Regions from separate parts of the Homo sapiens genome. Here region 2 is linked to region 1. The links are chromatin loops, found by intact Hi-C in ENCODE. Cell type or tissue: PC-9. All regions are shown on one strand. Each heading gives the region's core, and the rest is flanking DNA. Links, peaks and the distances in the headings are about the cores only. Region 1 overlaps SSH2 (slingshot protein phosphatase 2). Region 2 overlaps SSH2 (slingshot protein phosphatase 2).

Region 1 (17,336 bases), core at 5,307-10,306:
CAGAACCATCCAGCTAAGCTGTTCCTGAATTCCTGATTCTCAAAAACTGTGAGATAATAAATGTTTTTTGTGGTTTTAGGCTTTTAAGTTTTAGGATAATTTGCTATGCATCAATAGATAACTAATAAGGAGTCATCAACATACAGGATGGTGATAGCCATAAGTGTGGCTAAAGACATTCAGAAGAGTGTATATAGAACAAGGAGAGGAGTGGTGACGAAATCGTGGAAGACATCCTATTTAAGAAGTTGACAAAAGAATAGGAGCCCACAAATGAGAATGTGAAGGAATAGTCAGAAACATAGAAGGAATAATAAGAAAGTTTCAAGAAGGTGGATGGTTGTTAACCATATCAAATGGTCAGGCATTTGATAAGGACTGAGAAAATGTTCATTGGATTTTACAGGCAAAAGAAAATCCCAATTACAATGTGTTGGAAAGTGAATTACAAATGAGAAAGTAGAAACACTGAAACCCTACACCACTTGCCCTTCTCTACCTCTTTGGTCTCATTTTCTACCACTCATTGTTGGCTAACTACATTTCAGTGCCCCTGACCTCCTTGCTAATTCCCAAGCTAGCCAGTTATTCTTCTGCCTCAGGGCCTTTTATATCTGCTGCTCCCACTACCTTTTTTTCAGATAGCACAAGCTATGTTGCCCAGGCTGGTTTTAAACTCCTGGGCTCAAGTGATCCTTCCACCTCATCCTCCAGAGTAGCTGGGATTACAGGTGCACACCACCATGCCTAGCTCCCCCCACTGCCTTTAATGTTCTTTTTCCAAACAGCTGCATGGCTGCCTCCCCTAATTCCTACAGATCTCTGTTTAAATGTCAGCTTAGTGAAGAGATTTTCCCTGCCATAGCTTATAACACAAGTAAGTATACACAGCAGCACTCCCTGTTACTCTTTCTCTGCTTCATTTTTCTCCATAGCACTTAACACCATCTCATGTCTAAAATGGCAGCCACTGCTCATCTCTGGCCAGTTGTTGCTAGATGGACATGTGTGTTCAAATTTTATGATTTTTCAAAAGAAGCTGGATTTTTAAGTACAATTAATTGTCAATGGGCTGAGCGCAGTGGCTCACACCTATAATCTCCTCACCTTGGGAGGCCAAAGTGGGAGGATTGCTTGAGTCCAGAAGTTCTAGACCAGCTTGGGCAACATAGTGAGACCTCATCTCTATAGAATATTAAAAAATTAGCCATGCATGGTAGCATACACCTGGAGTCCCAGCTATTCAAGATGCTGAAGTGGCAGGATTGCTTGAGCCTGTGAGGTTGAGGCTGCAGTGAGCCATGAACACACCACTGCCCTACAGCCTGGGTGAACAGAGTGAGACCCTGCTTCAAAAAAATTGTCAATAAATTTATGTTTCAAAGCACTTTGAAGGTCAAACAGACTCTCTGTTTTAAGGGCGGTGGATAGGGTAGGGTTACTGACAAAGGATATGGAACTGGAATGGTCAGAGAGTTACCAGAGGGACTTAATGTCTTAGAAACTGAGGGGAGCAGGGGCAGGGTAGTCAAAAAGGAGAAAGTGATTTGCCGGTACACATTAGGTATTAAATGAAGAACAGAAATTGATGCTAAGCTAAAGGGGTCTTTGTCTTTAGGATCTATCACTGGGGAAATCATTGGCAAACTTAGAGTGGGGGAGGAGTTTCAGAGGAGTGGTGAGACAGAAGCAAGATGCCAGTGGGTAGAAAAATTGACTGGCAAGGGAAGAAAATGGGGACAGCAAGTAGAGACTTCCTTCTTAATAAAGAGAACTTAGACTTTCAGCCGGAACTGCCATCTTCCAGTAATTCACCAAAAACAAACACAAAGGGAAAGAGGAGAGGCACCCGATATATGTTCTCTAGGTCTTTTAGAAAAGATGGAGTTGTTCCTTTGGCCATGCATATGCGAATCTATAAGAAAGGTGATAATGTAGACATCAAGGGAATGGGTACTGTTCAAAAAGGAATGCCCCACAAGTGTTACCATGGCAGAACTGAAGGAGTCTACAATGTTAACCAGCATGCTGCTGGCATTGTTGTACACAAGTTGAGGGCAAGATTCTTGCCAAGAGAATTAATGTGTGTATTGAGCACATTAAGCACTCTAATTAATGTGTGTATTGAGCACATAAAGCACTCTAAGAGCCAAGACAGCTTCCTGAAGCACGTGAAAGAAAATGATCAGAAAAAGAAGCCAAAGAGAAAGGTACCTGGGTTCAACTGTAATAAATAAATAAATAAGAACTTAGAACACAGGATCAAGTTAAGGTTTGGGGGCATGGAGGTTGTTTTCTTTTAAGGGTATGAGAGACCAGACTTAAGCATGTTTCCAGGCTGAGGAGAAGTAGTCACTGGAGAGAGAAAACTAGGAGATGAGGGAGTGGGACCAAGGACATAGGTCACATCATTCTCTCAGATTGGAGAAAGGAGATAAGTCTGCAGGTGAGAGAAAGTAATTGAGAGAAATCACACTAGCTAGCCTCCATTTTCTTGGTAGTATAGAAGGCCAAGTTAACTGTGGAAAGTTGAAGGAAACAGAAGTTGCAATGGGACTTTGGGAGAGTAGAGAGGGTTTGGAATAACAGTGGAAAGGAGTAGGAGAGGGAGCTGTCCAGAGGTGTTAAGTGCCCCGCTGAGTCAAGTCAGTGTCATTACTGTCATCTCTGATATCCTTGCACTGAGACCGTGAATGTGCTGTGGCATCCAGAGACATGGTTTCTTATCTCCTTAAGTGTTCAGCTGCTTTTCTTTCATTTATTCCACATATAATTACTATAATTGCTAAACATTTATTTAGTGTCAGGTAATGTGCTAAACAGAGAGTTACTGCTCAGACATGTAATAATAATAAATAACACATCAAATAACCATACCATTTTAAGCTGTAGTATTATGAAGGGAAATCTGGAGCAAAGAGAATAGACTGTAGGGAAACCAGTTAAGAAATAGGACATGGAGGCTAGGTGCAGTGGCTCACGCCTGTAATCGCAGCACTTTGGGAGGCTGAGGCAGGTGGATCACGAGGTCAGGAGATCGAGACCATCCTGGCTAACACAGTGAAACCCCATCTCTACTAAAAATACAAAAAATTAGCCGGGCGTGGTGGCGGGCACCTGTAGTCCTAACTATTCGGGAGGCTGAGGCAAGAGAATGGCATGAACCTGGAAGGCGGAGCTTGCAGTGAGCCAAGATCACGCCACTGCACTCCAGCCTGAGCAACAGAGCGAGACTCCATCTCAAAAAAAAAAAAGAAAGAAAGAAATAGGACATGGGACTAGGTTGGTTAGGAAAGAAAAAGCCAAAAGGAGGTTGATAGCTAGAAAAAACCGAGGAATCACCGGGCGCAGTGGCTCACGTCTGTAATCCCAGCACTTTGGGAGGCCGAGGCTGGTGGATCACCTGAGGTCAGGAGTTCAAGACCAGTCTGGGCAACATGGTGAAACCCCGTCTCTACTAAAAATACAAAAATTAGCTGGGCGCAGTGGTGCGTGCCTGTAATCCCAGCTACTCTGGAGGCTGAGGCAGGAGAATTGCTTGAGCCCAGGAGGCGGAGGTTGCAGTGAGCCGAGATTGCACCATTGCACTTCAGCCTGGGTGATAGGGCAAGACTCTGTCCCAAAAAACAAAAAAAGAAAAAAAGAAAGAAAAAATTCAGGAATCAGGGGTCTAGGAGTCTCCCTCAGCTTGAAGAGGGAGTGAGCACATGGGAATTACAAGGAGAGGGAGTTGTAATCAGAAAGTGAGTTTAATTTCTGAAATTAAGTCCATCAAGAACTCGTGACTTCCAGAGGGACCCTGTGAACTAGAAGTCTAAAAGGAGTAAAGGTCTTTGAAGACCAAGAGGATGAGAAAATTTTGAGACAAAGTTGTTGGATGTTCATCTGTATGAACACTGAAATGTCTTAAGATTATAGTAGGATTTGGGGAATTGGGGAAAGAAGATTGGACAAGATAAGGGGTTAAAAAAAGAGTGACAAGGATATCAGAAGGTAACAGCAACAAAGAACAGAAGATGACCTTAGCCTCAAAGACACATTGCCAAGGGTGAAAGAGAATGGTCTGAAAGCAGGGTTTGACACTTAGGCCAAATGCTTGAAAGCCTAATTTGCATTTCTTCTGCGGGTGTGTTTTTAAATACCTGGGAAGGTATTTGTTGAATCATGCAAATGAAATTATTTTTTAAATGCTGAACAGTTTTTCTGAGTTAATCTCCTTTCATTTTGTTTGTTTATTCCCACCTATTTTAAACTTGGTGCCATGTCTTGGTTACTAAGAGACATGTTGGTCATCATCATGTCTCTTAGTAACCAAGACATCCAGCATTTTAAATACTAAGAAAGAACTTTTCAGGTCATTTACTTTTGAGTCCAGACAGCTTTTAAATTTTTCCATTTTGAAAAAGTATTTACATCTAGAATTTAGGGCTGCAGGACCAAGAAGCTTTGTTGATTCAGTCTGTAAGGGAAATGGGTTCCTTTGAGCTGAGGCAGTTTCTCCTCTCTTTGGAGGAGGACCTTCTCAAAAACAAAACTCTCCACCACTGTCAGTTACCAGGAGGACCTGGGTCAGTTGTGTGTTGGGAAGTTACTTGAGACCAGTTCCTTTCCTGAGCACCTAGGTTTTTGTTTGGGGGTGAGGGAGGTGGTGGTTATTTTTGGATGGTGACTGGAGGCAAGACTGAGACTGAGCCTTGCTAAGGTGGCTGCACAGAGAGGAAGACAAGAAGACAGCAGTGGTGTCATGAGAAGGTCTGGTCTCTTGGATCTTAGCAAACTCAGAAGTGTTTTGTAGCAAGGCTGCTTGGTATAAGTCCAAGAATGGTGGCTACCTGGAGGAATGGGATAGGGTGTGTTCTTTTCAAAGGTATTCAGAAGTCAAAATTATTTTAGATCTGTGCTTGGTCTCACAAGACATGGTGAATTAGGCCCAACTACTTCCATTTAGAGCCCTGCCTTAGACTCCCTAAAGGCCCTGCAGCTCTGATCTTTCATGATTTGGTAGTAATTTAAAACTCAAACCAAAAGCTAAAAGCTAAAAAAAAAGAAAGAAAAAGAGAAACAGAACAAGCATCATACCAAGCTTTGCAGTGAAATCCTGCCTTTGTTCTCTTCAGATGGACTGACCAGTGGCGTTTTCTTTGGGGGGGTTTTGTTTGTTTGTTTGTTTTGAGACACTGTCTCGCTCTGTTGCCCAGGCTGGAGTGCAGTGGCGCGATCTCGGCTCACTGCAGCCTCCGCCTCCCAGGTTCAAGCAATTCTCCTGCCTCAGCCTCCCGAGTAGCTGGAATTACAGGCGCATGCCACCACACCTGGCTAATTTTTTATATTTTTAGTAGAGATGAGATTTCGCTGTTTTAGCCAGGATAGTCTCGAACTCCTGATGTCGTGATCCACCCGCCTCAGCCTCCCAAAGTGCTGGAATTACAGGCGTGAGCCACCATGCCCAGCCTCAACTGGCAGTGTTTTTAACTGCTAGTTGTTTAAGCTATTATTTAGCAATATGTCCTGTTGTAATAACATCGAACACAGAATAAAGGGTTAAAGTGCTGCCCAGAGTGTCAGATGACATGGGGGCTTAAGCCCAGCCCTACTGCTAACTAGCTATGTGATTTTAGGGTAAATCAGTAAATTCTCTGGGCTTCAGTTGATATATTAGATTCTCTGTTACAAGCTCATAAATGTTTTGTTTTGTTTTGTTTTTGAGACAGTCTTACTCTGTCACCCAGGCTGGAGTACAGTGACGTGATCTTGGCTCAGTGCAAATTCCACCTCCCGGATTCAAGCAATTCTCCTGCCTCAGCCTTCCGAGTAGCTGGGATTACAGGCACATGCCACCATGCCCGGCTAATTTTTGTATTTTTAGTAGAGATGGGGTTTCACCATGTTGGCCAGGCGGGTCTCGAACTCCTGACCTCAAGTGATCCACCCACCTTGGCCTTCCAAAGTACTGAGATTACAGGCGTGAGCCACCGCGCTCAGCCAGAAATGAATTTTAACTATCATAAGTAAAATATTTGTCAGAAAGTTGTCAGACATCCTAATGGGAGGCTAGAGGACCAAACTTAGAGAACAGACATATGAAAGGAAAATAAATCTCAAAATCATCACCCAAATCATCACCAAGCCAAAGGGAAAAGTCAAGCTGGGAAGTGCTTAGGGCAAAACTGCCCCCCATTCTATTCCTAAAAAGATAGCTACTAAGTTTTTTAAAAGCTACATACCTCCCTCACAAGGAATTTCCTTGTGGACAAAGGACAGACAGAACTCAAAGTCATCCCTCCTCTGCCCAGTGAAATAAATGCAAACCTGATTGCCTTCTTTGGAAAGGCTAATCAGAAACCCAAAAGAATGCAACCATTTGTCTTGTATCTGCCTATGACCTGGAAGTCCTCTCCCCACTTCGAGTTATCTCGCCTTTCTTGACGGAACCAGTGTACATTTTACATATATCGATTGATGTCTCATGTCTCCCTAAAATGTATAAAACCAAGCTGTGCCCCGACCACATTGGGAACATGTCGTCAGGACCTCCTCAGGCTGTGTCACAGGCATACATTCTTAACTTTGGCAAAATAAACTTCCTAAATTGACCGAGACCTGTCTCAGATATTTGGGGTTCAAAGGAAAGAGCTAAAGTCATTCAGGGAAGACCAGGGAGCAGGAGCAGAGTGTCCCATACCTCGACACTCCCCATGTATCTAAAGCAGTACGAATAATGGGGTATGGTCCCAGGGGAGAGTTTCCAGGGGAGATTCAGATTCCACGGGGAGAATTTCCAACTGCCAGATGTAAGCCACATTCCAGCTTCCTACAAAACCCCTTGCAGTTCCAGAGTTGGACGCCACTAGAACCACATTTGAATGGATTCCCCAAAAGGAGAGTAGGGTGATATTGAAAAAGATAAATCTATTGCTGAACAGCCAAAACCAACAAATGTCAAAGCAGATGTGCCCCATCTGTAAAAGCTAGAAGGTTAATTGTATGACCAATGGTAAAATTATTGATCCTAAATTATGTCTCTGTCAGACATTTCTAAGATGCACATGGTTAAAGCAAAAATGGAATTAGAAGATCGTATCAGTAAGTGAACATTCAAAATGAACAGAACAAGTAATTTTGGTTTTTTGTTTTGTTTTTGCCTTCCATTGATGATCTGTAGTGAAAAGACCAGGAAGTTTCGTCCAGATTGGAATTTGTCTCTCAATCTTGAACAAACAGATCCTTTTTCCCCCCTTCAGTTTTAGGAAAGGGGAAAAACAGATAGCTGCATCCTAGTATAGTTGTGCTGGGCATTGTGCAACAGAGTTTAAGTGGAAGATGAGCTGGAACTAAGTCTGATGGTTATCGTTAATGAGTAAGAACCAGAGTCCTAAGCTCTTCTCTGCTTCGGCCGGTAATTGGTTTACTCATGTGGCCCAGTCTCTGCTGGTCTGGTGATAAGGAGATAAATAATCCTGACTCTTGCATTCAGAGGCATGTGTCTGGGAAGTCAATGCCCTCAGGGAGAGGGTTCCAGGTATGGCTGGGCATTCTAGTATTCAATGTTTGGTCATGCTGCAGGGGTAGGGCGGGAATGTCTAATTACAGAGAACATTACAATATATGAGTTTGGATTTTCTCCTGTTGTATTCTAAATTCCTTTAGGATTACAGAATCACATTTTCTTCACTACCTAGAGGTGTACTTTTGACTTTTGAAGCCAGGTTGCATACATCAAGGAACAGTTACTTTTTCCTTCCAGTTTTAGGGGTTTGGCCAGATTTTTTCATTAGGCATTAGTATTGATAGTTGTGTAATTCCTTGAACTCTGGTCTGATATTTGAAACTTTTTATTATGAAATTCCCTGTCTGTGGTGTGGTCACACCAAGTGGGAACATGAATTCCTTTCCACCTAGTGGGGTTGACAGAAGCTGTCCTAGCACCTTGAATCTGAAAATTAAACAACGAAGCAGAGAAGGCTTATCAGGAGGAGAAAAATATTGGGAGAGTGGAATATATTTGAAAGTTTTTGCTAGATGAGTATTCTTCAAGACAAAAGTATGAGTTCAGATTATGTGTGGTACTTGAATTTAACATAAATACCAACCAACTCACTTTGTGCAATAATACTGCATGCAGTCGTTATTACACAATAATTTGCCTGCTAATTTTGGCTTCAAGCAGAAATATCAAACCAACTCCAGAGTTTGGCATTACAAACATAAACATGAAAATCTGCTTCCTTCATTTTAGTATAACATCTACTTTGTGCCACTTGATTTCTCATAGTAAATGAGCCATTTCTTCTTATATGTGTGCATGTAGAACAGTGGAATTTCTATCCAACTGACGTTCAGCAGTTAGGCCAGGTATGTTGTTGCTTTGTTTTGCTTCCTTGACCTTCCTGCTGGTCATGGATGATCACCCTGGCCACATTCCTCAAAGATTATTTCAACCTCAGAACAGTTAAATATTTTCTTCCCTTAGTTGACCTTTTCCTCCACACTTTGTCTAAGAAGAAACTACCAGTTAACAAATGTCATACTTTAGGAAGTGATTTTGATCAGAAAGGATTGTCACAGAGCACTTTCCCAAATATATTTAAAGCCGAGTGCTCTTTCCTCCATTTTTTGAGACTGAGATGCCACTGTCATTCCCAACAGATATTACAACTTGCTCTACTGTCCAGCCCAGCTGGATTCATCTCAGACATGTTCTTTATTCCCCTCAGTGTAGTCTTTCTGTTTATGGCCTTGTTGGGGAAGTGGTGGGGAAAATGAGAAGAGTTGGAATCCGAATGGATTTCAGTTCTTTTCTCTCACTCCTGTACTCTACATTTTTTTTTTGAAATGGAGTTTCGCTCTGTTTCCCAGGCTGGAGTGCAGTGGCGTGATCTCAGCTCACTGCAAACTCCACCTCCAGAGTTCAAGCAATTCTCTTGCCTCAGCCTCCCAAGTAGCTGGGATTATAAGCGTGTGCCACCACACCTGGCTAATTTTTGTATTTTTAGTAGAGACGGAGTTTTGCCATGATGGCCAGGCTGGTTTTGAACTCCTGGCCTCAAGTGATCCACCCTCCTTGGCCTCCCAAAGTGCTGGGATTACAGGCATGAGCCACCACACTCAGCCCCTGTACTCTACTTTTAAATTCTATTCTGTTGAAAAGGTGTGTAGGTAAGACATTGTATTTCGTCCGCCATAAACTATATCATAAAGCGAAAACAACATGGTAGAGCATGATTTGGAGCATAAGCTTTCAAGTCAAATCTTGGTTTGAATCCTTGCTCTGAGGCTTACTAGCTGTATAGATTTTAGGCAAGTAACTTATGATCTCTGAGCCCTCAGTCTCTTACATGTATATTGGGGGTAAAAATAGTACCTACTTCATAGAATTGTTAGGAAGGTTAAATAAAGTAATGTAAAATGCACCTAGCATACAGTAGATATCTAGTTGAGTTAGCTATTATTAGCTCTCTCTCTCTCTCTCTCTCTCTCTCTCTCTCTCTCTATATATATATATATATATATATTTCTTAACTAGGGATGACTTTCCCCTTATTGAGCAAGCAATCTATGGCAAAGAGAAGCATAGATGTTTTTAAGTTATAAAGACTCTGGAGAACTTCACTGTCAGGAGTGCTCTATTAGAAAGGTGATTCTGTCATTTTTGTATCAAGCAGCTAATTATTCTCTTTAGATCAAGAAAATAGTATTTTCTTTATCTCATTCATTCCTTACTGTGGGGCTTCTTAAGTCCTTCGGGGTTATATTTAACTTAGGTATCTGTAATCACATACAAATGACTTCATAGAGTTTACTGCAGTTCTGTTTCTGTGCCAGACTCTACAGAACTAGTCAATTCAGAAACATGAAAAAGTTTTCACCTGCCTTTCTAAAGAACCGGTTTTTTTGTTTGTTTTTTTTTTTTTTTTTTGAAGCAGAGTTCCCCTCTGTCGTCCAGGCTGGAGTGCAGTGGCACAATCTCGGCTCACTGCAACCTCCGCCTCCCAGGTTCCAGTGATTCTCTTGCCTCAGCCTCCCTAGCAGCTGGGATTACAGGCACCCGCCACCACGCCTGGCTAATTTTTTTGTATTTTTAGTCGAGATGGGGTTTCGCCATGTTGGCCAGGCTGATCTCGAACTCCTGACCTCAGGTGATCTGCCCGCCTTGGCCTCCCAAAGTGTTGGGATTACAGGTGTGAGCCACCACGCCTAGCAAGAACAGACTTTTTAATTAGACAATTGACAACTCCTTGTCAATTGAATTTTTAAGCAGCTGTTTCAGGAAGACATATTTACATAATAAATCTTTTACTATTCTGGCAAGATATACCAACCTTTTATCTTACACAAAAGTATATGTGATTAAATTTACATATAATTTTCTTCATATGCAAATAAAGCATTTAATTTTCAAGTGGAATTTTATCTACCTAAACTCTGGTGGTGGTTATAAATTTTGTTTTATCACTTCCATGCTATGAATTTTTTTCTGTTATGATAAGAGATTTTTGTAATCAGCCACACGCTTATTTCTGGTCCCCTTGTGACCAACAGAATGTCACTTTTTTGATAACTGAGGGGTCATAACCTGGGGCCATGGAATAAAGAGGATTGATTGTACCATCCAGATTATCTGCCACGAGTCTCTGGGAGCCTGTATCGCGCCTATTATAATAGTATTTAATAGTAGTCTCGGGTTGGGCATGGTGGCTTACACCTGTAATCCCAGCACTTTGGGAGGCCAAGGCGGGCGGATCACTTAAGATCAGGAGTTCCAGACCAGCCTGGGCAACATGGTGAAACCCCGTCTCCACTAAAAATACAAAAATTAGCCAGGTATGGTGACGTATGCCCATAGTCCCAGCTGTTCGCGAGGCTGAGGCACGAGAATCGTTTGAGCCCAGGAGGCAGAGGTTGCAGTGAGCCAAGATCTCACCATTGCACTCCAGCCTGGGCAAGAGAGCAAGACTCCATCTCAAAAAAAAAAAAAAATAGTAGTCTGTTGGCCTACCTTGTACAATTTGTTCCATCAGAAAAGTTTATTGACATTTGTGTTTCAAATAGGAAAGCCTCTTTTCTCTTATATGTGAATTTGTGATATTTATACTATATGTGAGTTTGACTCCTGGCCTTTCTTTTATAATCAGGAGTTTCTGGAGTCCAGGTGGCTTTGAACTAACCAACAGCCCTTGTCCAGCTCCTTAACCCTTACTTTGAGAAAGCCCTGCATTCATTTTAAATAACACATTTAGATATGCTTTAAAGCAAGAATGTACTTACATATACTTTAAAGCATAAGCAACAAATGTATCTATAAAAAAACAGTATTGCTGAACTCCAAAAACCAGGAAGTTCTTTTTTTTTTTTTGAGGCGGAGTGTCGCTCTGTCGCCCAGGCGGGAGTGCAGTGGCGCAATCTCGGCTCACTGCAAGCTCCGCCTCCCGGGTTCACGCCATTCTCCTGCCTCAGCCCCCGAGTAGCTGGGACTACAAGCGCCCGCCACCACGCCTGGCTAATTTTTTTGTATTTTTAGTAGAGACGGGGTTTCACCGTGTTAGCCAGGATGGTCTCGATCTCCTGACCTCGTGATCCGCCCGCCTAGGCCTCCCAAAGTGCTGGGATTACAAGCGTGAGCCACTGCGCCCGGCCAGGAAGTTCTTAAAATAGTGTTTGTCAAAGAGAAACTACCTATCTCACAAAAGGAGTGACTGAAGTATGTTCAGTTGTTTTAAACTCTTCAACAAATATACACACTTCTTTTGTAGATGTAGCGAACTGCTTTGTTTACTGGAACCCACAGTGTCCAAAGCTGTTACTTTGCCTGGTGAATAGGTAGAATATTTAGCCTTTATTTTTAAAATATTTTCATTTAGTAAAGCAGCAGTTGCTGTGTTGGCAAAAGTGTGAATTTCATTTCCTGTCTGTGGTGTGGCCCACTCATCCTGTCACTCAGACATTTTGTTTTAGGTTGTTCCCGTAATGTGAGTGGAACAGAGTGACCCACAGTAGGGTGGCATGTGAACACCACGGTTGTAACAAGAGAGAAGGCTTGTGCAACAGACCACAAGAGAGTAATGCTTTATTTAAAGATGAAAACAAAATAAAATCAAGGCACCACCACCCCCAGCCAGCATGCAGATTTTTAAAGTGACATCTGTGGATTCTTTTGTTTTTAGAAGGTGTGTTTCAGTCTATTTGGCAGGTTACCTCAAAGGTTTTATTAGCTTCATGGACTTTATTAAAGGATAAAATTGAATCAATGTCTGATAACATTATAGAGGTGATTTAACTTCATTTGCTAATCTATCATCAAACATCTTAAAGTCCATTAATCTGCCACATATATTGAGTTATATAATTTATTACTTTTACATGTGAGACTTGTCCTAAATTACAATTTCTGCTACAGTGACAGGACAGACATACAGTGTGGAAAAAACTGGGATAAATTCATTCATCCATCACCTATTGTTCAAGCAGCTAATACGTGCCTTAGACTATTTCCAGTGCTGCAGCTACAGTGATGCACAAAATTAAGTCCTTGCCCTCTTGGAGCTTATATTCTACTATAGGAAGGTAACCACAACAGGTATACACCTAAATAAATATAATTTTAGTTTATGATAAATATTCTGAAGGAAACAAAACAGAACAACAGGATAGAGTATGATTGGAATTGGGGGAAGGAGCAGTGATATGTAAGCTGAGACTTACATAATGATAGGCCACAAGAAAAGTATTCCAAGTAGGGAACAGAAAGCACAAAGTCCCTCAAACATCGAAGAAACAGAAAGAAGAATCATAGATCATGGTAAACAAAAGGGGAGATGATACAAGATCAGAGGAGTAGTCCTGTAGGATGTTACAGGTCCTTGAAGACCAAGCTAAAGACTGGTTTTTTTATTTACAAGTACAAAAGGAAGCATTTGGAGGGTTTTAAGCAGGGAAGTGACACTGTACAATCGATGTTTTTTAAGTCACTCTGGTTGCTATTTGGTGAGTAGATAGATAATCGAGGGCAGAAGTGGTTGCAGATAGACCTGTTAAGAAGTTTTTTTTTGATACAGCACCTGGGGTTTGTTTCACTTTAGGGGCAAGGTAAAATGGGTGAGGATGTAGAAGAAACAAAATTTGCCACAAATTAAAGCTCAAATGTGATGGGAACATGGGGGCTTACTTATCATAGTTATTCCCTCTACTTTTGTGTATGTTTGAAATTTTCTATAATAAAAGGCTTAAGAAAAACTTTTTAAATAGTGGTCCAAGTAAGGAATGCTGGTGCCATGGACCAGTGTGATAGTGGTGATAGGGATAAGTGGGCAGGTTCAAGATATATTTGAAAGTAAAGCTCACAGGACTTGCTAATGGATTAGATATATATTATAGGAAGGAAAGACACTAAGGATGACTATTAGGTGTTTTGCCTAAACAACTGGGAGAATGAGGCTGGAGAACGAGGCCAGAGATTGACTTGAGGGTGGGGGAACTCAAGAATTTAGTTTTGGCAACGTCAATTTAACATTGCCAGTTAAGATTTCCAAGTGGAAATACTGAGTAGACAATGTCATTTACAGTCTGCTAGCTAACCTTTAATAGCAGTACTGTACTCAAAAGCAATTTAGAATCCTCTATTAGGTATTTCTAAACTTGGCTATTTGTGAGTTAAGTTCTGTCCTTTCAGATTCTGTGAGAAACTTGATGGATAACTTGAAAGGCTTATTTAGTTTATTGATATGAAATAATTTAGATTTATTTTCTGGTTGTTTGTGGGTATCCACTAGTTTTTGTGTTTTGCTTTTTTTTTTTTTTTTTTTTTAAGAGACAGAGTCTTGCTCTGTCGCCCCAGCTGGAGTACAATGGCGCCATCATAACTCACTATAATCTCGAACTCCTAGGCTCAAGTGATCCTCCCACCTCACCCTCCTGAATAGCTAGGACTACAGGCATGTGATACCACCCCCAGCTATTTTTAAAATATTTTTTCAGAGATGGAGTCTCACTGTGTTGCCTAGCCTGGTCTCAAACTCCAAGACTCAAGCAATCCTCTTGGCTTGGCCTCCCAAAGCACTGGGATTACAGGCATGAACCACTGTGACCAGACCAGTAATTGTATTTTGAATAGTTACTATCCTCAGCAGTAATTCTCCACCTATATTATCATCTTGTGAATGACAAACTCAAGTAGGTTAAACACACTTCCTGCCTACTACTTTTCACTGAGTATGGGGATACAAGTTGGCAGTAGTAAAATTTTGAGGTAACATTTTACTGTTGTGTATATTTTAAACAAATTTTTTTTGCAAACTTTGGACCTATTACTAGTAGCTAAATATTGTAACATACTTCACATCTGATCAGGACGGTATTGAAACATCATTACTGATAACCTTCTACTAATCTACTTATAATAACTAATATTTATTAAGGGCTTTTTACTGTATGCTAGGCACCACTTTAAGAAGCTCTGTTCTCATTGGCTCTTTACAACAACTTCATTTTATTATCCCTGTTTTACAGATAAGGAAATTTAGGCCTACTCTATTAGGAAGAAGTAAAGCCAGGATTCAAACTCAGGCATTCTGGTTTCAGAGCCTGCGCTCTTAACTGCTGCCATGTAATGTATATAGAATATTGTAAGTTTTGGCTGGGCGCAGTGGCTCACATCTGTAGTCCTAGCACTTTGGGAGGCCGAGGCTGGTGGATCACATGACATCAGGAGTTCAAAACCAGCCTGGCCAACGTGGTAAAACCCCATCTCTATTAAAAATACAAAAATTAGCTGGTCGTGGTGGCTCGCTCCTGTAATCCCAGCTACTCAGGAGGCTGAGGCAGGAGAATTACTTGAACCTGGGAGGCGGAGGTTGTTGCAGTGAGCCGAGATCGCACCACTGCACTCCAGCCTGGGCAACAGAGTGAGACTCCATCTCAAAAAAAAAGAATATTGTAAAGTTTTGTTTCAGAAAACTTGTCTAGAGGCCACGCACAGTGGCTCACGTCTGTATTCCCAGCACTTTGGGAGGCCGAGGTGGGCGGATCATTTGAGGTCAGGAGTTTGAGACCATCTTGACCTACATAGTGAAACACTCTCTACTAATATTCAAAAATTAGCTGGGTGTGGTGGCGGGCGCCGGTAATCCCAGCCTACTCGGGAGGCTGAGGCAGGAGAATCACTTGAACCCAGGAGGCGGAGGTTGCAGTGAGCCAAGATCACGCCACTGCACTCCGGCCTGGGCAACAGAGCAAGACTCCCTTTCAAAAAAGAAAAAGAAAGCAAACTTGTCTAGAGTAGACAGGAGCGTATGAGTGAGTAACCACAGCCTCTCTTGATTATGTTTTTACTTCGTTCCATGAAGTTGGGACTTTGGAATAGAGAAGAGAGAATCCAAAAGTGGTTATCCATCCTACTCTTTGATTTCCTTTCCTAAGTAATTTATTTTCTTTTGACTTTTTCCTTGTAGCATCAGCGAGAGCTTTCTAACTGTCAAAGGTGCTGCCCTTTTTCTACCACGGGGAAATGGCTCATCCACACCAAGAATCAGCCACAGACGGAACAAGCATGCAGGTAATGCTTGCATATACACCATTTCTTTCTTGGTAACTATATCTTTTGTTACATTCTAAAAGGTTGACTACCTCATCCCCATCTCTTCAGAAGTTCTTTAATGGTGAAAGAAAGCATTGTACAGGGCCGTAATGACTTTTACCCTCACAGACCAATTTTTTTAGCGCTTCGCAAAAAGCCTTTTACACATAGTAGATGTTCAATACATTTTTGTTGGAATAATAATAAGACGGTACCAAAATAATGAAGTTATATGGAACTTCTCAGTTAAGATTGGGGTTGTTTTGTTTTGTTTTGTTTTTTTGAGATGGAGTTTCGCTGTGTCACCCAGGGTGGAGTGCAGTGGCACGATCCCAGATCACTGCAACCTCCACCTCCTGGGTTCAAGCGATCCTCTTGCCTCAGCCTCCTGAGTAGCTGGGACTACAGGCGCCCGCCACCACGCCCAGCTCATTTTTGTATTCTTAGTAGAGACAGGGTTTTACCACATTAGCCAGGCTGGCCTCGAACTCCTGACCTCAGGTGATCTGCCTGCCTCAGCCTCCTGAAGTGCTGGGATTACAGACTTCAGCCACCACGCCCGGCCAGGGTTGTTTTTTTTTTTTTGAGACAGACTCTCACTCTGTCACCCAGGCTAGAGTGCAATGGCATAATCTCAGCTCATTGCAACCTCCGCCTCCTGGATTCAAGCAATTCTCCTGCCTCAACCTCCCAAGTAGCTGGGACTACAGGCATGCACCACCACATGCAGCTAATTTTTGTGTTTTTAGTAGAGATGGTGTTTCACCATGTTGGCTAGGCTGGTGTCGAACTCCTGGCCTGAGGTGATCCACCCACCTCAGTTATCCAAAGTGCTAGGATTATAGGTGTGAGTCCCCGCACCCAGCCCTCAGTTAAGGTTTTGAGTGTTCAGATTAAAAATGTTCAGGTGGGCCAGGCACATTGGCTCACAGATGTAATCCCAGCACTTTGGGAGGCTGAGGCAAGAGGATTGCCTGAGTCAAGGACTTTGAGACCGGCCTGGGCAAGATGGTGAAATCCCATCTCTACAAAAAAAAAAAAAAAAAAATTTTAAATTAGCCAAATGTGGCCAGGCACAGTGGCTCACACCTGTAATCCTAGCATTTGGGGACGCCAAGGCAGGTGGATCACCTGAGGTCAGAAGTTCGAGACCAGCCTGGCCAACATGGTGAAACGCTGTCTCTACTAAAAATACAAAAATTAGCTGGGCGTAGTGGTACACTGCTGTAATCTCAGCTGCTCTGGAGGCTGAGGCAGGAGAATCACTTGAACCTGGGAAGCGAAGGTTACAGTGAGCCGAGATCATGCCACTGCACACCAGCCTGGGCAACAGAGCAAGACTCCACTTCAAAAAAAGAAAATTAGTGACGTGTGGTGGTGTACACCTGTGGTCCTAGCTACCTGGGAGGCTGAGGTGGGAGGGTCACTTGAGCCTGGGAGGTTGAGACTGCAGTTAGCCCTCTTTGCACCACTGCACTCCAGCCTTGGTGACAGAGTGGGACCCTGTCTCAAAAAAAAAAAAAAAAAAAAAAAGAGCCAGGCACGGCTCGCGCCTATGATCCCAGCACCTCGGGAGGCCGAGGCAGGTGGATCACCTGAGGTCAGGAGTTTGAGACCAGCCTGGCTAACATGGCGAAACCTCATCTCTATAAAAAATACAAAAATTAGGCCGGGCACAGTGGCTCACGCCTGTAATCCCGGCACTTTGGGAGGCTGAGACGGGCGGATCACAAGGTCAGGAGATCGAGACCATCCTGGCTAACATGGT
Region 2 (14,984 bases), core at 5,965-10,964, 76 kb before region 1:
TTGTTGGGCAGACAGTACACATATTCTCTGAGATTATTTTTCTCCTTCTACCTAATAGTTCTGTGTTTGCCAGATAGGGCAAAAGTGATGAGAGAACAAATACAAATTGTCAGGGAGCAAATTTAAAGAAAAAGCCTCTTCATCTTTCCTCACTTTTCCTTCATGTCAATATTCTTGCCTCTGTGAAGATCAGTATAATATCATAACATATACTAATTTTTAACCCAGGGCAAGGAGAGGTAAATGATAAGCTTTTTCAGCTAGCTGGGAGTCAATATTTCTTCGTTTTAATTCTTTACCACATGAGTCTCCTTGGACAGCTTATTTCCCTTTTGCTTCTTCATCTGTAAAATATTCATTGAGTCTAAATTGACATAAGTTATAAGACTTTCTATTATTTTATGTGCCACACTAAGAAGAAATAAATATTGTAATTGAACTATGATTCAGTGCTTTTTGTTGTCATCATTGTTTGGCATCCCTGGGTGGGTCATTAACCATCAGTGCTTTTATATGACATTGATTTATCCTATGTTACTGTGTGTATTTGAATAAATTAAAAATAATTGGTACCATCAACCTTCTGGGTTTATAAAGAATAAGTACAGTAATGTACTTAAATTGAGGAACACAGTGCCTAGCACATTGTAAGTACTCAACAAGTGGTAGCCATTATGTTGATGTTGATGGTGATTTGATCATGAGCACTCTCTTTTAAGTGGTGTTCATTGTTTAGGTTGTTCTTTGGGGGTCAGAATCATTAATAGGTTATATTGATGAGATTTATTGGTGGTAGTCAGAATGCCCACTCGTTTTGAAGCTGAAGTAGCATAACAGTAAAATAACATGTTTAGTTGGTTTTTGGAGGTAATTGTTTTAATGAATAGCACTTCATTGTCAATGAAATTTGTTCATGGACTACTGTTGAAGTTACCTCCAGGAGTAAGTTCTATTGACATCAACTTCCTGGGTTGGTTGAAGTCACTTTTTTTGAAGAGAATTTAGTTCAAGTATACAACATGAGTAATTTAGTTCAAGTACACAACATGTGAAACTTAGTAAAATTATATTAGTGATATTATGATATGAAACCTCAGGTTTTAATTTTTTTTTTCATTTTCTGTCTATACAGGAGGCAGACAGTGGGGAGGAAGAATGCCGGTCACAGCCCAGGAGGTATGTTTGTTCATTATATCCTACGGCATTTTTGTTGTAGGATATTTTTGTAGTAGTTATTGTTTTTTCTCTAATTCTTTTTCAGTCTTATCAGATTAGCTTATCCTTGTTTTTCAACGTGCTTCCTTGGTCTCTCAAGAAACCAGATTGCACCTGGGCATGGTATTTTGTGCCTGTAATTCCAGCTACTTGGGATTGCTTAAGGCCAGGAGTTTGAGACAACGTATCAGGACCTTCCTCCGTTTTTTAAAAAAAAAAAGAGTAAGAGCGAATGCTTTAGGAATCCAGTTACTGACTCAGAAAGATTTTTCAATGGTACATTGGTTTAAAAAGAGGCAGAAAGGTCAATTTTGGCTCAGTTTTCACCCAAGCATCCAAGGAATTATCTTGGGGGTAATAAAAAAGCAAAATTTCCTTACCTTTCAGGAAAATATCAACTGAAGAACATTTCAGCCTTCAGTTTTGTACTTAATTTGTCATTCATATTTGATAAATTTTGGCAATTCTTGCAGATTGGTAAATATTTCACTTTGTTTCTATACAAAGGGTATACTGAGTAAGTATACTGAGTAACCTACCTAATCTTTTAAAATGCAATGAAATATTTTTACCCTCTTCTCATGGAATAGTGGGCATGTTGTTAGAAGGGTGCCAGTACCCAGTAACATTAAAAGAAAACAATTGTGAGAGAAATCTAGGAAGTATAAAATAACATTTATTTTATCTCCTTTAAGGGTTTTTAAAAGTAACTCCCTCCCACAAGAAACAGGCCTGGTAAGTTCTAGATGGTCATTTCAATGTTACCAAACTTGTATCCTCTGAACTCAAATGAGCCATTCTAGATGATACAGAGAAAGGATCAATAAGCATGCTCATTGTGAAGAAGCTGGCTAAAGGGAATGCTGCTTTAATAATTATCAGGCCGGGCGCGGTGGCTCACGCCTGTAATCCCAGCACTTTGGGAAGCCGAGGCAGGCGGATCACGAGGTCAGGAGATCAAGACCATCCTGGCTAACACGGTGAAACCCTGTCTCCACTAAATACAAAAAATAAGCTGGGCATGGTGGCGGGTGCCTGTAGTCCCAGCTACTCAGGAGGCTGAGGCAGGAGAATGGCGTGAACACGGGAGGCGGAGCTTGCAGTGAGCCGAGATCGCGCCACTGCACTCCAGCTTGGGCTACAGAGCGAGACTCCGTCTCAAAAACAAGAACAAACAAAAAATAATAAAAATTATTATTATTATTATCAGGTGTTTGTTGATATATACCTCCTTCTTGTAAACTACAACTTAATATAAAAATAGTTCCTTTTCATCAGTAACTGAGATTATCGGTAGTTTTTTTCCTGATTTGTTAACACATAAATTGTGGGCTTAAGGCTTAATTTCTCGTGTCTCTTAGCAAAGAGAAGTGTCCTTCTTTTGCATAGGGCTAAGGAGGTAGAAACCAAAAATAAATTTTAGCTGAATGTGTACCAGAGGCATCGTAATCATATTCCCATTAGAATGAAAAAATAATTCTTATATTTTCTAGAAGGTCAGATTTAAAGCTCTCTGAGTCAATTTCAAGCTTTATATATTGACTCAATATCCACTGGAATAATGTTGTTCCAAAAAATTACCTAATGATGAGGCAATGGAAGTCATTCTCTTATTCACAGTACTGAATTGTCAAGCCATTAAGAACTATAAAGGCCAGGCGCGGTGGCTCACACCTGTAATCCCAGCACTTTGGTAGGCCAAGAGTCTGAGAACAGCCTGGCCAACCTGGTAAAACCCCATCTTTAATAAAAATACAAAAAAAAATTAGCCAGGCATGGTGGTGCATGCCTGTAATCCCAGCTACTCAGGAGGCTGAGGCAGAAAAATCACTTGAACCCAGGAGGTGGAGGTTGCAGTGAGCAGAGACCACACAACTGCACTCCAGTCTGGGCAACAAAGTGAGACTCTGTCTTACTAAAAAAAAAAAAAAAAAAAAGAGGAAGAAGAAGAATCATAAAGACCTGTTTTTAAGTTTTTGGCAATACTTTGTCACTTTGACCAGCAGAGGGTTTTTGCAGGCTTCTTCTATTCACAAGAGGATTACTTATAAAAATAAGAAATGAAAAAAACCTAGTAGCAACTATTAAAAAATCAAAATTTGCTAATCTGTTATAATGTCTTACATTTAGTGTGTTTGCCAAGCTATTTCTAAATCTAAAGGCTTTAGTCCGACTCGAAGCAAAGAAACTTATCTTACCTGCCAGTTGAATGCCCCTTGTAGCTATACGGTATGTAAGAGATTGATTTTTGTATGTTTGACTGCTACAGATTGTTCAGAGTTCTCCATCACTCACCACAGAATAAACCAGCATTGAATCATTTCATTAAGCATGCCTGAACTCATCTTGTCAGTTTGTGGGTTCAAATGTAGCTTGTAGTAGGAAATTAAATAGTAAACAGCATATCATTAAAACTAAAGGCCAGTTCCAGGTAACAAAGAAGACATTGCATTAATAATCTGTTATTTTTGCCAGGGGCAGTGGCTCATGCCTGTAATCCCAGCATTTTGGGAGGCTGAGGCAGACGGATCACATGAGGTCAGGAGTTCAAGAGCAACCTGGCCAACATGGTGAAACCCCATCTCTGCTAAAAATACAAAAAATTAGCCGGGTGTGGTGGTGCATGCCTGTAGTCCAGCTACTCAGGTGTCTGAGGCAGGAGAATTGGTTGAATCCTGGAGGTGGAGGTTGCAGTGAGCCGAGATCAAGCCACTGCACGCCAGCCTGGGCAGCAGAGCAAGACTCCGTCTCAAAAATTAATAATAATAATAATAATAAATCTTAACCAAATGCCATTTATTGACAAAGTCATAAAAATAATCTTTCAGACCAGGTGCAGTGGCTCACACCTGTAATCCCAGCACTTTGGGAGGCCATGTGGGTGGATCACCTGAGGTCAGGAGTTTGAGACCAGCCTGGCCAACATGGCGAAATCCTGTCTCTACTAAAAATACAAAAATTAGCTGGGTGTGGTGGCATGAGCCTGTAATCCCAGCTACTCAGGAGGCTGAGGCAGGAGAATCACTGGAACTCGGGAGGCAGAGGTTGCAGTGAGCTGAGATTGCGCCACTGCAATCCAGCCTGGGCAATAGAGCAAGACTCTGTCTCAAAAAAAAAAAAAAAAATCTTTCAGTACAATTAGACCAAACTATGATGGCTTTGTTCACAGATAACAACCATAACTACAAAAATAGATAAATTAGACTACATCAAAATTTCAAACTTCTGTGCATCAAAAGACACTATCAACAGAGTGAAAAGGCAACCCATGGAACAGAAGAAAATATTTGCAAATCATAAGGGGTTAAATCCAGAATGTGGATATAAAGAACTACAGCTCAATAAAAACAAAACCCTAGTCAGTCCACTATAACAAAATACCTAGACTGGGTGGCTGAAACAACAGACATTTATTTCTCACAGTCCTGGAGGCTGGGAAATCTAAGATCAAGGTGCCAGAATGTTCATGTGAGGGTGTTCTTCCGGGCTTGCAGACAGCCACCTTCTCTCAGTGTTCTTACTTGGTGGGGAGAAAGAAAGAGAGAGCACGTTCTGGTCTCTTCCTATTCTTTTAAGGACACGTCATGGGGGGCTCACCATCATGACCTCATCTAACCCTAACTACCTCCCAAAGGCCTCGCCTCACTTTCGAGGGTAGGGCTTCAACATATGAATTAGCAGGGGGCACAAGCATTAAGTCCATAATATTTTGCCCGGGAACCCACAAAATTCATGTTCTCATACACAAAATATATTCATTCCATCTCAACATCTTTAAAAGACAAAACATTCCAGCATCAGTTCTGAAGCCTAAAGTCCAAAGTTTTATATCATCTAAATCAGATACAAGTAAGACCAGGAATGATTCATTCTGAGCCAACATTCCTCTCCAGCTGTGAACCTGTGAAACCAGGTAAATTAAGCACTTCCAAAATACCATGGTGAGGTAAGCATAGGATAGATTTCCTATCTCAAAAGGTAGAAATCAGAAGGAAAGTAGGACTGATAGGTCCCAAATAAGTTTAAAACTTAGCAAGGCAAATCCCCTTAGGTCTTAAGACTTGAAAATAATCCTTCTTGGTTTGATGCTCTGCTCTCCAGATGCACTTGAGTGGCAGCGTCACCCTCATTGCTTCATGTGGTGGCCCTGCCCCTTCAGCTCAGTGGAGTGCCATCCACAGGGCTCTCTGCAAGAGCCCTGCCCACACAACTCTGCTTGCCAGTGGTCCTAGCCTTTGAAACTGAAGTGAAGACAGCCTGCTCCCTGATCGCCACCCATGGTGGGTGTGATGAGAGTAGAAGCCCTGATGATCATCACTGAATTGCCTTTGGGGGGATCCTTCTTCCCCTTTCTTGAAGGATAATGCGTAGTCACAGTCTTCCTTTATTCCATTTCATTTTCTCTGTTTCCCTTAGTCCTAGCTGGCAGTATTTCTGTTTGCATAATCCCTTCTCTATCCTGGCTTCTATTGAGATGGCTGATTAGGCCTGTGGTTCACACCAACACTACCCTCCTTATATGGTCAGTCAGCCACACTGTTGGTGTTCCCTTCCAAACATGCTTTCTCATTTTTTGCAATATGCACAGGCAGAGAATGTTCCAAGTAAGTTCTGGTTCCCTTTTGCTTAACTATTCCTTCTGCAATTCATTTCTCTCTTTTTGCATTTTATTATAGCAGCCAGAAGGAGCCAAACCACTCCTTCACCACTTTGCTTAGAAACCACTGTAGTTGAATGTCCAATTCCACTGTTGCAAGTTCTACCTTCCACAAAATACTAGAACACAAACACAATCCAGCCCAAGTTCTTTGCCACTTTATAACAAGGATTGCCTTTTCTCCATTGTCCACTAACATGTTTCTTGTTTCCATCTGAGCCTTCGTCAGAAAGGGCTTTTCCATCCATATTTCTACAAATATTCTGTTCGTGGTTCTTTATGTATTCTCTAAGAAGATGGAAGCATTTTCTCCAGATCTCCTCTATCCTTTCTGAGCACTCACCAGAATTGCCTTTAGCAATCCCTTCATGGCAATCTTGGCTTTTTCTAGCATGCACTTCAAAACTCTTCTACCCATTACCTGGTTTCAAAGCCTCAGCACCCCATTTCTCAGGACCAATATCTGTATTAGTCAGGGTTCTTTAGAGAAATAGAACCAAAAAGGGTATCTCATAGAGATAGATAGATATATATAGAGAGAGGGAGAGAGGGAGGGAGGAAGGGAGGAAGGGAGGAAGGGAGGGAGAGAGTGAGGGAAAGAAAGAAAAAAGAGAGAGAAAGAAAGAAAGAAAAGAAAGAAATTGATTCTAAGTAAATGGTTTACATTATTGAGGCTGAGAAGTCCCAAGATCTGTAGGCTGGAAACCCAGGAGAACTAATGGTATAGTTCCAGTCCAAGTCCAAAGGCTTAAAGAACTAGGAGAGCCAATGGTGGCTCAGTCCACCATTTGCTGAGTCCAAGTCTGAGTCCGAAAATAGAAGACCAATGTCCTTGCTCAAAGGCAGAAGGAGGAACTTCTCCCTTATTCAGCCTTTTGTTCTATTCAGGCCTTCAATAGATTGAGTGAGGACTACCCACACTGGAGAGGACAGTCTGCTTTACCCAGTCTACTGATTCAAAGGTTAATATTATCCAGAAACACCCTCACAGATAAGCCGAGAATAATATTTAACCAAATACTGGACATCCTGTGACCCAGTCAGGTTGATGGTTGACACATAAAATTAACCATCATACAACCCAATTAAAAAATAAGCAAAGAACTTGAATAGACATTTCTCCAAAGAAGATAAACAAATAAGCAATAAGCATATGAAAAGATGCTCAAGGCCGAATGCAGTGACTCATGCCTGTAATTCCAGCACTTGGGAGGCTGAGAAGGAAGGATTGCTTGAGCCCAGGAGTTTGAGACCAGCCTGGGAAACATGGCAAGACCCCATCTCTACAAAAGATAAAAAAATTTAGCCAGGTGTGGTGTCACACACCTGTCCCAGCTACTCAGAATGTTGAGGTGGGAAGACTGCTTGAGTCCAGGAATTAAAGGCTGTGGTGAGCTAAGAAGGTTCCACTGCACTCCAGCCTGGGTAACAGTACAAGACCCTGTCTCTTAAAAAAAAAAAAAAAATCAAAATCACTAATCATTAAGGAAATGCAAATTGAAACCACGGTGAGATACTACCTCATACCCATTAGGATGGCCACTATCAACATAAAGCGTTGGTGAGGATATGGAGAAATTGGAAGCCTTGTGCACTATTGGTGGGAATGTAAAATGGCATAGCTGCAATGGAAAATAGTATGGTGATTCTTCAAAAAATTAAAAATAGAATATGATCATATGATCCAGCAATTCCACTTCTGGACTCCTGGGTAGATACCTAAAAGAATTGAAAGCAGGGTCTTAAGAGATTCATACACCCGTGTTCATAGCAACATTATTCACAATAGCCAAGAGATGGAAGCAACCCAAGTGTTCATCAACGATGAATGGATAAACAAAATGAGGTATTATATGTACAGTGGAATATTGTTCAGCCTTTAAAAAGGAAATAAGTTCTGACATGCCACAACGTGGGTAAAAATGAGGACATTAAGCTAAGTGAAATAAGCCAATCACAAAAAGTCAAATACTGTATGATTCCACTTACATGAGATACCTAGAATAATCAAATTCATGCGGACAGAATAATGGTGACTGGGGGATGGATGGAGTGGGAAGTTATTGCCTAGTGGGTACGGAGCTTCAGTTTTGGAAGATGAAAAAAGTTCTAGAAATGGATAGTGGTGGTGGTTGCACAACATTGTGAACGTACTTAATGCCAGTGAACTGTACACTTAAAAGTAGTTAAGATGGAAATTTTTATGTTTATTTTACCACAATTAAGAAACAATGTATTTATGCCATACTAGCCCCTTTTTGTGATTGATTGATTGAGACAGGGTCTTGCTCTGCCACACAGGCGGGAGTGCAGCGATACAGTAATGGGCTCAGTCCCACTTGAGCCTCCCAAGTAGCTGAGACCACCGGCATGCACCACTATGCCCAGCTAATATTTTCTGTTATTTTTGTAGAGACAGGGTCTCCCTATGTTGCCTAGGCTGGTCTCAAACTGCTGGGCTCAAGTGATCCTCCTGCCTCAGCCTCCCAAAGTGCTGGGATTACAAGTGTGAGCCACCATGGCTGGCCACCTTTTTGTGATATTTGAACTCCAGCAATATTTTTTTTTTCTCAGAAGACAGGCATAAAAAGATAACATAATTACAGAAAATCAGGTTTTATATCATTGACTATTGTTGCAGTACTTTTCCTTAGTTCAGCTAAAGACAGAGTTATTGTCCCATGGCAACAAAAATTTAGGCTCACAGATGATTGAAGGGTGAGAATAATGGGATTTATGGGGCAAAAAGGAAAACAAAGGGGGAACAGGGACTTTCTGCAAGGCTAGAATTCCTGCTGGTTCCTTCCTGCCTTGCAGTTTGAATCCCAGGTTTCACAAAGGAAGAGGAGGGGCCAGGCTCCTCCCCATGCAAATTGTGCGAACTTCCCGAAGCTCCACCTCAGTATGCAGGCTGGCTGGAGTTTTGCCAGGGAACCTTTCCAACCTGTTTGTCTCACTATTTGGTCAAAAGATAAATGGATGAAATTTGATGCCAGTATTTCCTTTGCATATTTATGAACTCAACTTTTTCTTGTGTGATGACCCACTTTGCTGACCGGGGAATAGCCAGGAAAATAACTATAGAAGTAAACAGGGCCGGGCGCGGCGGCTCACGCCTGTAATCCCAGCACTTTGGGAGGCCGAGGCGGGTGGATCACCAGGTCAGGAGATCAAGACCATCCTGGCTGACACGGTGAAACCCGGTCTCTACTAAAAATACAAAAAACTAGCCGGGCGTGATGGCGGGCGCCTGTAATCCCAGCTACTGGGGAGGCTGAGGCAGGAGAATGGTGTGAACCCAGGAGGCAGAGCTTGCAGTGAGCCGAGATCGCGCCACTGCACTCCAGCCTGGGCTACACAGGCAGACTCCGTCTAAAAAAAAAAAAAAAAAAGTAAACGGACTGGGCGCGGTGACTCGCGCCTGCAATCCCAGCACTTTGAGAAGCCGAGGTGGGTGGATCTCGAGGTCACGAGTTCGAGACCAGCCTGGTCAACATGGCAAAACCCCCATCCCTACTAAAAATACAAAAATTAGTTGAGCGTGATGGCACGCTCCTGTAATCCCAGCTACTCAGGAGGCTGAGGCAGGAGAATCGCTTGAACCCGGGAAGCAGAGGTTGCAGTGAGCAGAGATGGTACCACTGCACTCCAGAGCCTGGGCAACAGAGTAAGACTCTGTCTCAAAAAAAAAAAAAAAAAAAAAAAATGAAACGCCAATATTCAAACATATTAACTGTAAACAGCTGTCTCATATGGGTCAACCTAATACAATTATAAGATGATAAATAAAAATGAACAAGATTGCACTGAAATATATCTTGCAATCTCAGGACACCTTTTTTAAGGTGAATAGTGAATAGTTATGATAGGAAACAAAGTACTTTGAGATCTTAATTTAATTTTAATTATAGTAGAATTCTTTCATTCTTGTGTGTGCCAACCCCAAGATAAGAACTGTATAAAGTAAGGAGTTTTACATTTCTTCTCTCAATTCCAGCAATACATATAATATATTATACTTTTTTTGATTACTTTGAAAATGAAGAAATTATTTTTCATGTTCAGCTGAAACCCTCCCCTATTTTTAAGCCTGGTTTCTTCCTCTTTAGTCTTTCATGGACATAAAAAATTACTCACCATCTGCTGAAAAAATTCTTCACCTTTGAAAATTTGGTCTTTATAAGGGAAAAATGAAGCAAAATAAAAACAAAACAAAAAGAAAATTTGGTCTTTTCCTCAGTTGTTTCAAAGATAGCAATGAAAATAAAATTTGCAGCAGAGGAGAGGAAAAAAGCAATGTGGGCCAGAGCTGAGTCATGATGAATGAATGGGATTTAGATAGGAGAACAGAAGAAAAGGGTAGCATTCCAAACATAGGAGAGTGGGGAGAATGGAAGGATATCATCAAAAGTCTGAAAATAGGAGCTAATGTGTTTTAGGAAAGTAAGAAGGTAACTGTCTATACCTTAAAAGCAGAGGAGTTTCAATTTGATAGATCTATGTGTAGAAGAATGACATGACTAATTCTAAATATCACCAACCATTATTCAGGAGGTCATAGGATTCACAACTTCCCTAATTATTCTTTTTTTTTTTTTTGAGAAGGAGTCTAGCTCTGTCACCCAGGCTGGAGTGCAGTGGGGTGCAATCTCGGCTCACTGCAACCTCCGCCTCCTGGATTCAAGTGATTCTCCTGTCTCAGCCTCCCAAGAAGCTGGGATTACAGGCACCCGTCACCACACCCAGCTAATTTTTGTAACCTGACCTCAAGCGATTCACCTGCCTCGGCCCCCAATTACTCTTTTTTTTTTTTGAGATGGAATCTTGGTCTGTCGCCCAGGGTGGAATGCAATGGCACAATCTTGGCTCATTGCAACCTCCATCTCCCAGGTTCACGTGATTCTCCTGCCTCAGCCTCCTGAGTAGCTGGGATTACAGGTGCGTGCCACCACGCCCAGCCTATTTTTATTTTTAGTAGAGATGGGGTTTAACCATGTTGGCCAGGCTGGTCTCTAACTCCTGATCTCAGGTGATCCACCCACCTTGGCCTCCCAAAGTGCCAGGATTGCAGGCATGAGCCACCGCGTCCAGCCCCCAATTACTCTTTTTTTTTTTTTTTTTTTTTTTTTTTTGAGACGGAGTCTCGCTCTGTCACCCAGGCTGGAGTGCAGTGGCGGGATCTCGGCTCACTGCAAGCTCCGCCTCCCGGGTTCACGCCATTCTCCTGCCTCAGCCTCCCAAGTAGCTGGGACTACAGGCGCCCGCCACTACGCCCGGCTAATTTTTTGTATTTTTAGTAGAGACGGGGTTTCACCGTTTTAGCCGGGATGGTCTCGATCTCCTGACCTCGTGATCCGCCCGCCTCGGCCTCCCAAAGTGCTGGGATTACAGGCGTGAGCCACCGCGCCCGGCCCCCCCAATTACTCTTAAAGGTAACATCACTATTGTGAACCTAAGATCAGCTTTTTGAGATGCCTTTTCAGGTGTAATGGTTAATACTGAGTGTCAGCTTGATTGGATTGAAGGCTACAAAGTATTGATCCTGGGTGTGTCTGTGAGGGTGTTGCAAAAGAGATTACCTGGGGAAGGCAGATGCACAGTTAATCTGGTGGGCACAATCTAATCAGATACCAGCGAATATAAAGCAGGCAGAAAAACATAAAAAGGACAGACTGGCCTAGCTCCCAGCCTACATCTTTCTCCCATGCTGGATGCGTCCTGCCCTCAAACATTGGACTGCAAGTTCTTCACTTCTTCACTTTTGGGACTCGGACTGGCTCTTCTTGCTCCTCAGCTTGCAGATAGCCTATTGTGGGACCTTGTGATCATGTAAGTTAATACTTAAAAAATTCTCCTTTACATATATATATATATATATAATATATGTTATATAACTATATAAATATTATATATATAATATATAAATATAAATATTATATTTATATAAAGTTCTGTCCCTATAGAGAACCCTAATAAATAAGGTTTTTCCATTTCTAACAACCGAATGACCCCACCTGGACCTGCCAACTAGTTCTGTGGCCCCCACTCAGGAACTGACTCAGCATAAAAGAACAGCTTCAACTCCCTGTGATTTTATCTCTGAGCCAACCAATCAGCACTCCCAATTCAATGGCCCCCTACCCAACAAATTATCCTTTATACCAAAACTCTGATCCAGGCCAGGCGCGGTGGCTCATGCCTGTAATCACAGCGCTTTGGAAGCCCAAGACGGGAAGATCAACTGAGGTCAGGGGTTCCAGACCAGCCTGGCCAACATGGTGAAACCCTGTCTCTACTAAAAATACAAAAATTAGCCAGGTGTAGTGGCGCATGCCTGTAATCACAGCACTTTGGGAGGCCAAGGCGGGCAGATCACCTGAGGTCAGGAGTTCGAGACCAGCCTGGCCAACATGGCGAAACCCCGTCTCAACTAAAAATACAAAAATTAGCCAGGCGTGGTGGCGCATGCCTGTAATCCCAGCTACTTGGGAGGCTGAGGCAGGAGAATCGCTTGAACCCAGGAAGCAGAGGTTGCAGTGAGCGGAGATCGCACCACTGCACTCCAGCCTGGGCGACAGAATGAGACTCCGTCTCAGAAAAAAAAACAAAAAACAACTCTGATCCTCAAGTTTTCAGGAAGACTGATTTGAGTAGTAATAAAACTCTGGTCTCGCACAAAAAAAGAAAAAATGTATAACATGACTTCCAGAAGGAGTCTGGCAGTATTATACAGCATGAGGGGAGGGGAGGCAAGAAAACTATCAAGAAAGCTGTTGCAGTAATTCAGGCAAATGGCTAGTTCCTGTACGAGAGCAGCATGAGGACAGGGATTATGTATTTTACTTTGGTATCCAATTAGCATGTAGTTGGCACTCAGTAAATGCTTAGTGAATGAACAGGAATAGAAGAATATTGATTACTGTACTAGAAATAATACTAGTTAAGAAAGGGAACTCTGTCAGAAACCATATGAAGAGTTTGACTTTGGATATATGAAACAACGGGGCATTATTCAAGTAGAAACAGTTTGAAGGCAGTTAAAAGAAAACATAGGGCCGGCATGGTGGCTCGTGCCTATAATCCCAGCACTTTGGGAGGCTGAGGTGGGCAGATCATCTGAGGTCAGGAGTTCAAGACAAGCCTGGCCAACATGGTGAAACCCCATCTCTACTAAAAATACAAAAATTAGCCAGGCATGGTGGCGCACACCTGTAATCCTAGCTATTCTGGAGGCTGAGGCAGGAGAATTGCTTGAACCTGGGAGGGAGAGGTTGCAGTGAGCCGAGATTGAGATTTTGCCACTGTACTCCAGCCTGGGCGACAAAGCGAGGCTCTGTTAAGAAAGAAAGAGAGAGAGAGAGGAGAGAGAGAAAAAGAGGAGAGGAGAGGAGAAGAAAAGAGAAAAGAAAAAAAGTTATTGGGCTGGGCACCGTGGCTTATACCTGTAATCCCAGCACTTTGGGAAGCTGAGGCAGGCGGATCACGAGGTCAAGAGTTCGAGATCAGCCTGGCCAACATAGTGAAACCCTGTCTCTATTAAAAATACAAAAATTGGCCAGGCGTGGTGGCACGCACCTGTAGTCCCAGTTACTCGATAGGCTAAGGCAGGAGAATCGCTTGAACCTAGGAGGTGGAGGTTGCAGTGAGCTGAGACTGCGCCATTGCACTCTAGCCCGGGCAATGGAGTGAGACTCCATCTCAAAAAAAAAAAAAAAAAAAAAAAAGAAAACACAGGATTAGGGCATGTCCTTATATAAGAGATGGTTTCTCAGTGGCACTGTTACTAATTTGCAGCTAAATTTTTCTTCCAGATTTCTGTCTTTGGTACCTTGTCAAGTTTTCTTTATTGTGTATTTGCTCTGTTTATTTTTTATCTTTGAGATAGGACTTCATCTTTATTCAAACCTATTTGGTGAAATAATTTTTCTATGGATTTAAATATCATGACAATATATATACTATTTTGCCCATCTTTCAGCAGTGAAAAGAGGACAAATTTATTTCTGCCTCAGTATATGTTCTAGTTAAAGACTATATTAACTTTGAGAATATGAGCATTGTACTTAAATTTTAAAAAGGGAGAAAAAGGCCGGGCGCCGTGGCTCACGCCTGTAATCCCAGCACTTTGGGAGGCTGAGGCAGGTGGATCACCAGGTCAGGAGATCAAGACCATCCTGGCTAACACGGTGAAACCCCGTCTCTACTAAAAATACAAAAAATTAGCCGGGCATGGTGGTGGGCGCCTGTAGTCCTAGCTACTCGGGAGGCTGAGGCAGGAGAATGGCGTGAACCGGGAGGCGGAGTTTGCAGTGAGCCGAGATCGTGCCACTGCACTCCAGCCTGGGCGACAGAGCGAGACTCCTCTCAAAAATAAAAAATAAAAAAAGGGAGGAAAAGTGGGGAAAAAAGTAGGTCCATTGTAAATATGAGCTGATAATTTAATCCTCATCTTTTTTATCTTTAAAAAAATGTTTAGACCGGGCGCAGTGGCTCACACCTGTAATCCCAGCACTTTGGGAGGCTGACGCAGGTGGATCACGAGGTCAGGAGCTCGAGACCTGCCTGGCCAACATGGTGAAACCCCGTCTCTACTAAAAATACAAAAATTACCTGGGCCTGGAGGCGCGCGCTTGTAATCCCTGCTACTTGGGAAGCTGAGGCAGGAGAATCGCTTGAACCCGGGAGGCGGAAGTTGCAGTGAGCCAAGATCGCACTCCAACCTGGAGACAGCAAGACCCTATCTCAAAAAAAAAAAAAAAAAATTGAAACAATCTCATACTTACAGAGAAATTACAAATACAATACAAGGAACTTTTTTTCTGAGCCATTTGGCAATAAAATGCTCTATCACCTCACTCTTCTTTAAGAAATAGAGTGATGATGTTAACATTTCATGGAGAAACTGAATATTGATTGCACTTATGACAGGAAATATACATTAGAAAGAGAAACAGAGGGTTTTTTTGTTGTTGTTGCTGTTTGAGATGGAGTCTCGCTCTGTCACCCAGGCTGGAATGCAATGGCACAATCTAGGCTCACTGCAACCTCCGCCTCCCAGGTTCAGGCAATTCTCCTGCCTCAGCCTCCCAAATAGCTGGGATTACAGACACGT

What was found. Hi-C counts contacts between places; a loop is a spot of excess contacts. Peaks named below come from ENCODE experiments on the same cell type or tissue, not always from the same donor. Only the 100,000 strongest peaks of a DNase experiment are listed, where the experiment ranks them.
Region 2: a loop joins it to region 1, with 5 times the contacts of the local background. A loop is called at or near these places in 10 of 110 quality-filtered maps.

What each region holds. Positions count from the first base shown.
Region 1 is chr17:29,701,170-29,718,505 of GRCh38, reverse strand. It overlaps SSH2 (slingshot protein phosphatase 2), which reads left to right. Exons shown (of 16, transcript NM_001282129.2): 4 at 15,444-15,547. It also overlaps the pseudogene RPL21P123. Among named protein-coding and RNA genes, the nearest start is that of SSH2-AS1, 70 kb to the right of the region's middle. RefSeq lists enhancers at 4,758-5,387, 11,648-11,837. In PC-9, for the core only: CTCF peaks have their summits at 7,434 and 7,745; DNase peaks (open chromatin) are centred at 7,475 and 8,395; H3K4me3 peaks cover 1,651 bases; H3K27ac peaks cover 2,757 bases.
Region 2 is chr17:29,780,086-29,795,069 of GRCh38, reverse strand. SSH2 (slingshot protein phosphatase 2) reads left to right here. Exons shown (of 16, transcript NM_001282129.2): 3 at 1,133-1,176. Among named protein-coding and RNA genes, the nearest start is that of SSH2, 140 kb to the left of the region's middle. In PC-9, for the core only: no CTCF peak of the experiment used is centred there; a DNase peak (open chromatin) is centred at 8,819; H3K4me3 peaks cover 499 bases; H3K27ac peaks cover 2,864 bases.